2 separate regions of the Mus musculus genome follow, and region 1 is linked to region 2. A link is a loop called in an ENCODE intact Hi-C map of the cell type or tissue named here. Cell type or tissue: heart. All regions are shown on one strand. Each heading gives the region's core, and the rest is flanking DNA. Links, peaks and the distances in the headings are about the cores only. Region 1 has its middle 11 kb from the start of Gm33234. Region 2 overlaps Pcsk6 (proprotein convertase subtilisin/kexin type 6).

Region 1 (4,392 bases), core at 302-4,301, 230 kb before region 2:
CCTGCATTTCAACAGGTAGGTGGTGAGAACTCTGGATCATAGACACACTGGAAGTGTTAAAAAAAAAATTCCTTGTGTGACAAGTGTTTTCTGAGTGGTCCCAGATCTGTTGTAGGCCTTTATGGAAGAGAAAAGACAGTAACAGTGTAGTCCAGGGGAGCCTTGCTCAGGGTTGGTTCTGAAACTGAGTCCTACATTTAATATCTGCACAAGACTGCTAGCCAACATCTAGATCCAGAAGCCATAGCGTACCTCTGGGGAATATTTCTACTGACCGCACAGGACAGCCAGCTGCGGCGTCTCATGCCTGTCTCCTTGGCACTTAGGAAGCTGAGGCAGGGAGTATGTTGCAGGAATTTTGAAGATGACCTGGACCACCACGTGGTATGTTCCAGGCTAGAATGCAGAGACAAAGCCTGTCTCCAAGGGAAAAAGAAACCCCAGAGGGCAAGCCTTTCTTTAGATGATTTAAGTGTGGGCTGCCTTAAAGTATGATCCAGTCATTGCCCCCTCCCACTCTGCCCGCCCACAGTTTCTCATCCCATTCCTCCTCCCCCTGTCTCCAAGAAGATGCCCCTCCCACGCCCCACTGACACACACCCCCCGCCGCCCCCCGCCCTCCCTGCCACCAGGGCTCCCCACTCCCTGGAGCCTCAACTCCCAAGAGTTAGATGCATCTTCTCCCACTGAGGCCAGACCAGGCAGTCCTCTGCTGTATATGTGAACCAGCTCATGTATGCTGCCTGGTTGGTGGCTCAGTGTCTGAGAGATCTCAGGGGTTCGGGTTAGTTGAGACTGATGGTCTTCCTATGGGGTCACCCTTCTCAACTTCTTCCATTCTTTCCCTAATTCAACCACAGAAGTCCCCGACTTCAGTCCTTTGGTTGGGTCTAAGTATTCGCTTCTGTCTTGGTCGGCTGCTTGTTGGGCCTCTCAGTGGACAGCCATGCTAGGCTTCTGTCTGTGAGCACAACGTAGCATCAGTAAGAGTGTCAGGCCTTTGAGCCTCCCCTTGAGATGATCCCAACTTGGACTGGTCACTGGACCGCCTTTCCCTCAGTCTCCTCTTCATTTTTGTTCCTGCAGTTCTTTTAGACAGGAACAATTCTGGGTCAGAGTTTTTGACTGTGGGATGGCAACCCCGTCCCTCCAGTTGATGCCCTGCCTTTCTACTGGAGGTAGATGCAATGAGTTGGGCATTTCATCTAAGGTCCCTCCCTTTGAGTCCTGAGAGTCTTTCACCTCCCAGGACTCGGTTACTTTCTAGAGGTTTCCCCAATCTCCCCACCCCCAGGTTGCATATTTCCATCCATTCTTCTGGCTCTCAGGGCTTCTCTCCTGTCCCCACCACCCCACACCTGATCATGTTCCCCTTTTACACTCCCTCTTCCCCTCCCCTCTCTCACCAAGGTCCCTCCCTCCCTCCCTCCCTCCCTCCCACCAAGGTCCCCCCCTTTTGCCTCCTGTGATTGTTTTCTTCTCCCTCCCAAGTAGGATTGAAGCATCATGCCCCTATGGTATGGTGGGGCATCTTTTGAGTATATGACCAAGAGTGGTATAGCTGGGTCTTCAGATAGATCTATTTCTGATTTTCTGAGGAACCTCCAGATTGATTTCCAGAGTGGTTGTACCAGTTTGCAATCCCACCAGCAATAGAGGAGTGTCCCTCTTTCTCCACATCCTCTCCAACATGTGCTATCACCTGAGTTTTTGATCTTAGCCGTTCTGATTGGTATAAAGTGGAATCTCAGGGTCGTTTTGATTTGCATTTCCCTGATGACTAAGGACTTTGAACATTTCTTTAAGTGCTTCTCAGTCATTTGAGATTCCTCTGTTGTGAATTCTCTGTTTAGCTCTATAAGCAAGAACTGTTTGGAGGAAACTTGAGTTCTTTATATGTTTTGGATATTAGCCCTCTATCGGATGTAGGGTTAGTGAAGAAAATTTTCCCTAATCTATAGGTTGCCAATTTGTCCCACTGACAGTGTCCTTTGCCTTAAAGAGCTTTCTAGTTTCATGAGGTCCCATCTATCAATTCTTGATCTTAGAGCCTGAGTCATTGGAGTTCTGTTTTGTAAATCCTCCCCCTTTCCCCATGCCAATGAGTTGGAGGCTCTTTCCCACTTTCTCTTCAATTAGAGTCAGTGTATCTGGTTTTATGTTGAATTCCTTGATCCACTTGGACTTGAGCTTTGTACAAGGTGACAAATATGGATCTATTTTCATTTTTTTCTACATACTGCCAGTTAGACCATTTATTGAGGATTCTTTCTTTTTTCCATTGTATATTTTTGTCTTCTTTGCCAAAGATCGAGTGTCTGTGTGTGGTTTTATGTCTGGGTCTTCGATTCTATTCCATGATCAACCTGTCTGTCTCTGTACCAGTATCACTATTGCTCTGTAGTACAGCTTGCGGTCAGGGATGATGGTTCCCCCAGAAGTTCTGTTATTGTTGAGAATTGGTTTTGCGCCTCTTTAAGGATGGTTCATCTTCCAGGATCTCTGATTAGAGACATGGGTGTAGGTGGGAGCAGTTCCAGTTCTGGCCACTAGAGGGCGCGCCCCTTACGTTCCAATGCTGTTTCCTGAAATTGCCAAGCTTGAGTTTAGCAGTGTTTCCAGCTGTGTGGGCTTTTCCAAGAGTCGGCTGACTTCTCTTATCTGGGAGACGGTTAAGCAGGTGTTCTTGTGTAGAAAGTAACTTTTTATATTCTTTTGCAAGAGGTAACCCTTTCGCCAACTCTGTCTTCCTGCCCTTCCTTAGCACTATGAACAAAGCTCTGTAGGCTTTCCCTTTTGAATGGCGGAGGTGGAGCAAGGGAAGTGCCTCGGGGGTGTTGCTGACTTAAACGTGATAGTGAAAGAAAGAATTAACAACATGCTGTACAGTTGGTCTCCCTGTGGCCTCCAGGTCTCAGATAAGCAGCAGGTTTTAAAGCTGAGAATGTCAACACTCCGTAGAGGGGGTCCTGAGTGAACTTATGCCCCAAATACTAAAAAGTTGGCAGGAAGGGGTAGCTTTTGGGGGCAGTGGGGCATTAGCTGGAAGTATACCCAGAAGCTTACACGCTGGGCTCTGAGACAGAACCTTTCAAGTACAGTTTAAACAGATTCACAAAGAATGAGTCTTGAAACACAGTGGTGAACTCATGCATGAGCCCCGAAGGGACCCACAGAAAGACCCGTACTTGCAGAGGCTCCTAGAGGAGGCTCCATGCGTCACAGCCCCCGAAACCCTGCTGGCAACCAGGTGCCAGGTTTGAGTGTGACTTTCAGGTTCTGTGTCCGCTGGGCTGGAGGTTGGGAAGTCTAATATCCAAGTGCTGGTGGAGTTAGAGACACTGAGGACCCCTTTCATCTTGGCACTGTCTTTCTGGGTCATCACATCCTATTCATAAACAGGGTCCCCCTAGAGCTCCTGTAATCCATGAGGGTTCAGCCCCCACGACTAGTCACTTCCTATAGATAGGCCCACTTCCTTGAGTGGCAAGATTTTGACAGCAGTGGAGGTGGAGGAACAGCCCACAGCTCTAGACTCTTTCAAGTTTCTACTGTAACCCAACTCCAAAGTCAAACACAAGGTTCCGTCATCCCACCAGTGGCCCCATTTCTTCTGTACCAGTTCTACATTACTTTTATTCTCACTGTGACTGAACACCTAACAGCAGCAACTTCGGGAAGGTCAGACCTGCTTTGGCTCCTGGTTCCACAGAAGTTTCAGTCCACCGTGGTGAGGAAGATGTAGCATCAGGAGTAGCTGCCTGCTTAGAGGCAGGAGTATGAGGCAGTGACTCTTAACATGGTACAAACAGGAGGCAGAGAGCAGAGCCTAGAACCAGAGCCAGGTATGTCCTTCAAAGACAGACCCCTGGTCACCTACTTTTTGCCAGCTAGGTTACACAGCCTAAAATCTACACAGCCTTCAAAACAGTGCTGCAAGTTAGGAAATGAGTATTCAAAGCCTGAGCCTCTGAAGGAGGGTCCATAACACCTGGTCCATTGACCTGATAATCTAGAAAAGTTTACTCCACGTTCTTGAATTCGAGGTATTGAAATTACCTTCTATAAATCCATTGTTTTCTTATAAAAATAATAAAGTGGGACGTGAACACATGCTGACGTGTAACATAGTTTCTGTTCTGTGAAAACAGTAAGGTTGAAGAGCGGTGCCTAACATAAGTGAGGTACACAATGGGTGAGCGATGCGCGAACCATTGGGCATGTCTTGAGAGGGAACAGAATATCTGCAGGTATTGCTAACATTATTGAAAAGGTGCTATGAGTGCTGGAGAGATAGCTCAGCAGTTAGTGCACACACAATTAATACTAAGTAAATCTGCTTTTAAAAGATTTTTAAATGATGGTAGAGAACAGCTGGATAATAACATCTCT
Region 2 (4,392 bases), core at 307-4,306:
TATTATCCTGGCTCAGCTTTCCAAAACTAAACTCAATGTACCCAGAGAATTTCTCATTTAATTTTTTTTTTTAAAGTCCAGGTATTGTGGTGAGAAATTCTCCTAGAATTTATTTGAAAGTGCCTTTAAAAAAAAAACTAATTAATTAATTTAGTATGGGGTTGTATGCCCATGCGTACAGAGGTCAGAGGAAAACCTGGGGGAGCGCCGCTTGCTTCCCGCCCTATGAGTCCCAGGAATTGAGATTGAATTCCTGGCTCTGAACTGATCTTTGTTGTCATGGTGGAAAGAGGTTGTGCTGAGCAGGATTCTAGCCTGCCACTTTGAATGCTTTAAAGATGTCGTTCTCCTGTCTCCTGCTCATGGCTCCCTCTGAGGGTGAGCCAGGTGCCATCCTGGCTGCCATCTTGTGCTGTGTGCTCTCTTCTGTGGAAGCTTGATGATGCTTTTTAAACTATTACATTTTTGCAATTATCCTGGCCTTTTGTGCCATTTTCTCTCTATTATTCCTGATTGGAGTTTGCAGATTCTCAGAGAGTTCATATTGGCTCTCTCTTTAGACCAGTGCCTTTCAAGCTTCCTAATGCGGCAGCCCTTTACTACATATAGTTCCTCATCCCCAAACCATAAAATTATTCCATTGCTACTTCATAACTGTAATTTTGCTACTGTTAAGAGTTGCAATGTAAATATCTGCTATGCAGGACCTGTGAAAGGGTCATTTGATCCCAAAGGGGTTGTGACCCACAGGTTGGGAACTGCACACACACACACACACACACACACCTTGTCTTAGTTAGTTACTGCTGTGAACAGACACCATGACCAAGGCAAGTCTTATAAAAAACAACATTTAATTGGGGCTGGCTTACAGGTTCAGAGGTTCAGTCCATTATCATCAAGGTGGGAGCATGGCAGCATCCAGGCAGGCATGGCACAGGAGGAGCTGAGAGTTTTATGTCTTCATCCAAAGGCTGCTAGTGGAAGACTGACTTCCAGGCAACTAAGGTGAGGATCTTATGTCCACACCCACAGTGACACACCCATTCCAACCAGGTCGCACCTATTCCAACAAGGCCACACCTCCAGATGGTGCTACTCCCTGGTCCAAGGATATACAAACCATTACACACCTCATAGCTCACTGAGGTGCCTTCCTGTATTAAAATCTGCTTCTCTGTTTGCTTTGAGTTAGACGGTTCTTGTTATGCCTCCTTTTTACTGCATCTGGTCTATTCTTAATCCCATGGTATTAAAAGTGTTGGCTATTGTATTTTTCTGCCTTAAGTTTTCAGTTTGCTTTATCTTATTTGTAACCATCTCTAAATCTTCCCTGAGGCTCCCATAACTTCATTGTGTAAGTATCTTTTATCATAAACACCCCTGCGTGGTAGTCAGTTACTGCAGAGTCTTTTGTACAAAGTCCAGTAGCCCAGTCATTTTTATGTCCCTAATGATTAATTCTGCTCTTTACAGTGGCTCACATATTCTTCTACTTTGCATGTCTAGTTATTTTTATTGTATCATTATATAGTAAAATTTATTATATAATAAAAATAATCTATACTATAGAATTTGGAGCCTGTTGATTTTTTTTTCTGGATGCTGTAAAATGTTGTTATAGCAATAATATACATTTGAATTTTGAAAGACTCATTCATCATTTCACAGACTTCTTTGCCAGGAACATAGCTTTTGCTCTTGTAGCAAAACTTTTGGTATTTCAGTGGAAACCTGCAGTCCTGGGGTGCAGAGTGCTCGAGACATCTGCTTGGCATGTTCAGGCTTGTGCCTGATGTCTTCCTCCTAGATTTTTTTAAAAAGAACATTGCCTAGACACATGTTCAGGGCTCTGTCAGAGGAGTGAGTGAACACTATGCCTTTCCTGGACCCTCTCTCAGATTCTTCTCTCAGCTTCTTGAAATCTGTGTCCTGTCACAATTGACTTCAACAGAGAGCCTGTCTCAGAAATCCATCTAAACGTGGAAACCCAAGATAATGCTTTCCTTTAAACCAGTAAATTCCTATCTATCTCTGCCCTCTTCTGGTTGCTTTCTGATGCCCTTAAAAATGTATGTTTCCCAGGGTCTGTAATTATTATCTGTGAAGAGGTGGCCTGCTGTGAGCTCCTCTACCCTTACTGAAACTACAACTTAGAATTCATTCATACACACATACATATATACACACATATATGCATATATACATATATGATATGTGTATATATATATGTGTGTGTGTGTATATTATATTTTTTAAACTAGTAGAGTTCACATTTGTTAGCCTTTGCCACATGACAACCATCCCAAACTAAGATTTCTCAAGCAACAACCATGTCTCATTTAGCAGAACATGGCTACACCAAGTGGTTCAGGCTCAGTCACTCTTCAAGGTGAAGTTAGGTAGTTGGCTGTTTGAGATCTGACCACTTTCCTTGGGATCCTCTCTCAAGAAGGGCTGCATATGACTGCTGGTGAGAGTCCTTAACTCCTTGGCAGCTGTGGGTTGGGGCACTGGTTTCTCAAAATACCTATCTTTCTTCATGATGGCTTGAGTGTCCCTATAGCATGGGAACTAATTCCCCCAAGTGCCATGATTCAAGAGAGAAATAACCATCTTGCCACAGTGTCTTTTTTTTTTAAACTTTTATTGATTCTTTGTGAGTTTTACATCATGAGGTTTCAATATCTTTTATGATCTAGTCCCAGAGGCTACATACCATCTCTGCAGCCATATTCTGCTATTAGAAGTGCATCACTACATCCCCCAAAAGATAGGAATTTGGTTGCACCTTTTGAAGAGAAAAATGACATAGTTTAAAATCACCACAGATGGGCTTCTAAAAACAAAAACAAGAAAAGCCTACCTGTTTAATCAAAGGTAGTAAATTTTAACAACTTTCTTTGTTAAAACTGTAAGATTTTTGCAAGTTTTAGCACATAAAAATAACTAAAGGAAATAGTGGATTTATCCAAATTATCTTAGGAAACAAATTCTCCCTGTCACCAGCAGCACCCTGGCCATACTGGCATTAGGTCTCCCACCTATGTTCAGGATAGATTAATATGCCAAGGACCAACAGAGACGTTATTTTCAGAGTGGGGAGTCCATGGTACATTTAATCAGCAGTCTCTGATGTATTTCATTTCCGAAGATTTTAATTTTTTATTAAGGTCTTGAGGTACACATAGATTACTTGTGTTCTTTTTCTGAGTGTAACATTTCAATAAAAACCTGATGAAATTTTTATAATGCCAAATTTGTTTATCCTCCTTTTATGATGCTGGAGTTTGGGATCTAGCTTAAGAAAAGCCCATGAAAAATAAAATTGTTTCTCTTGTGTTTCCTCTGGAAAAGTAGTTTTAGGACAATAATTTATCCAAGAGCTTTAATGGAGTTATCTTTTATGTGGGCCTCCTGATTCCTATGGAATGTTTTTTTTTTTTCTGTGAATATTGAGTAGGATGGAGAACCTGCCCCCAGCCTTTCTCAGATTCTTTTTCAGCTTGAATGTACACACTGTCTTTTCCCACCCTGCATCCTCTGTGTACACGGGCTCCTCCCTGATGCTTCATTAGTCTGAGTTCTATCAATGCCATCATTATTGTTTAGATAGTTCGTTTTTTTTTTCCTGATAACTAACAGATTGAATTTTCTCTTATAGTTCTTTTTTCAAAAATGTCCTGAGTAGTCTTCTCTCAGCTGGGCTGGAAAGTTTTCCTGTCAATGAAAATTCCTTTTGGGGTTTCGATTGGCATTGCATGTAAAAGTATAGATTAATTTGGGGGAGAATTGACATCCTTACAATAATGAGTCTTTCCACCCTGGAGCATCATGGTATGTATCTATAGTTTTAGGTTTTTTTTTTTTCAAAGCTTCTCTTAAGCTTTATCACTTCCTCCATACAACACTTTCCTACTTAATTAGAGTTATGTCTAGGTTGGTATTTAGTATATATTTATAATCGGTCATTGCTGAAGTGGACATAGGAAAGGCAGTGTGTTTGTTCCCGGCTGTCTTGTTTGGATGCTGTTGGTGCTATGAGCTTTTATGGCTTTTCTGTACGTAAATAGCAGCCATCTGTGAGACAGTGCTGGGCGGCCTCTAACATTGGCGACTCATTTCTTTCTTACACCTTAAGTAGGTAACTATGGACTCCTGATAATTACTAAATGGGCGTGGTTTATGGGTTCTGTTGTTGTGTTTCGTGCATGCAGAAATAGTATTAAACCATTTGTGGCTGTCTTTTTGTTCATTTCCGGTTGTTGGCCTTTATCAAATTGAAACAACTGTATTGTATTCCTGGATTTCTGAGCGTTTTGATGAGGAGTGGATATTGGGTTTTGTCAGATGTCCCTTTAAAGGGCATCTGCAGAGATGATTATACTCTTT

Evidence for each region. A loop is a pair of places that touch in the nucleus more often than their neighbours do. Peaks named below come from ENCODE experiments on the same cell type or tissue, not always from the same donor. Only the 100,000 strongest peaks of a DNase experiment are listed, where the experiment ranks them.
Region 1: a loop joins it to region 2, with 11 times the contacts of the local background. A loop is called at or near these places in 11 of 42 quality-filtered maps.

What each region holds. Positions count from the first base shown.
Region 1 is chr7:65,702,356-65,706,747 of GRCm38, forward strand. No RefSeq gene overlaps it. Among named protein-coding and RNA genes, the nearest start is that of Gm33234, 11 kb to the left of the region's middle. In heart, for the core only: a CTCF peak has its summit at 2,545 (motif pointing right); a DNase peak (open chromatin) is centred at 2,546; H3K4me3 peaks cover 704 bases; H3K27ac peaks cover 708 bases.
Region 2 is chr7:65,933,352-65,937,743 of GRCm38, forward strand. The region is part of intron 6 of Pcsk6 (proprotein convertase subtilisin/kexin type 6); the gene reads left to right. Among named protein-coding and RNA genes, the nearest start is that of Gm51486, 4.8 kb to the left of the region's middle. In heart, for the core only: a CTCF peak has its summit at 2,053 (motif pointing left); no DNase peak of the experiment used is centred there.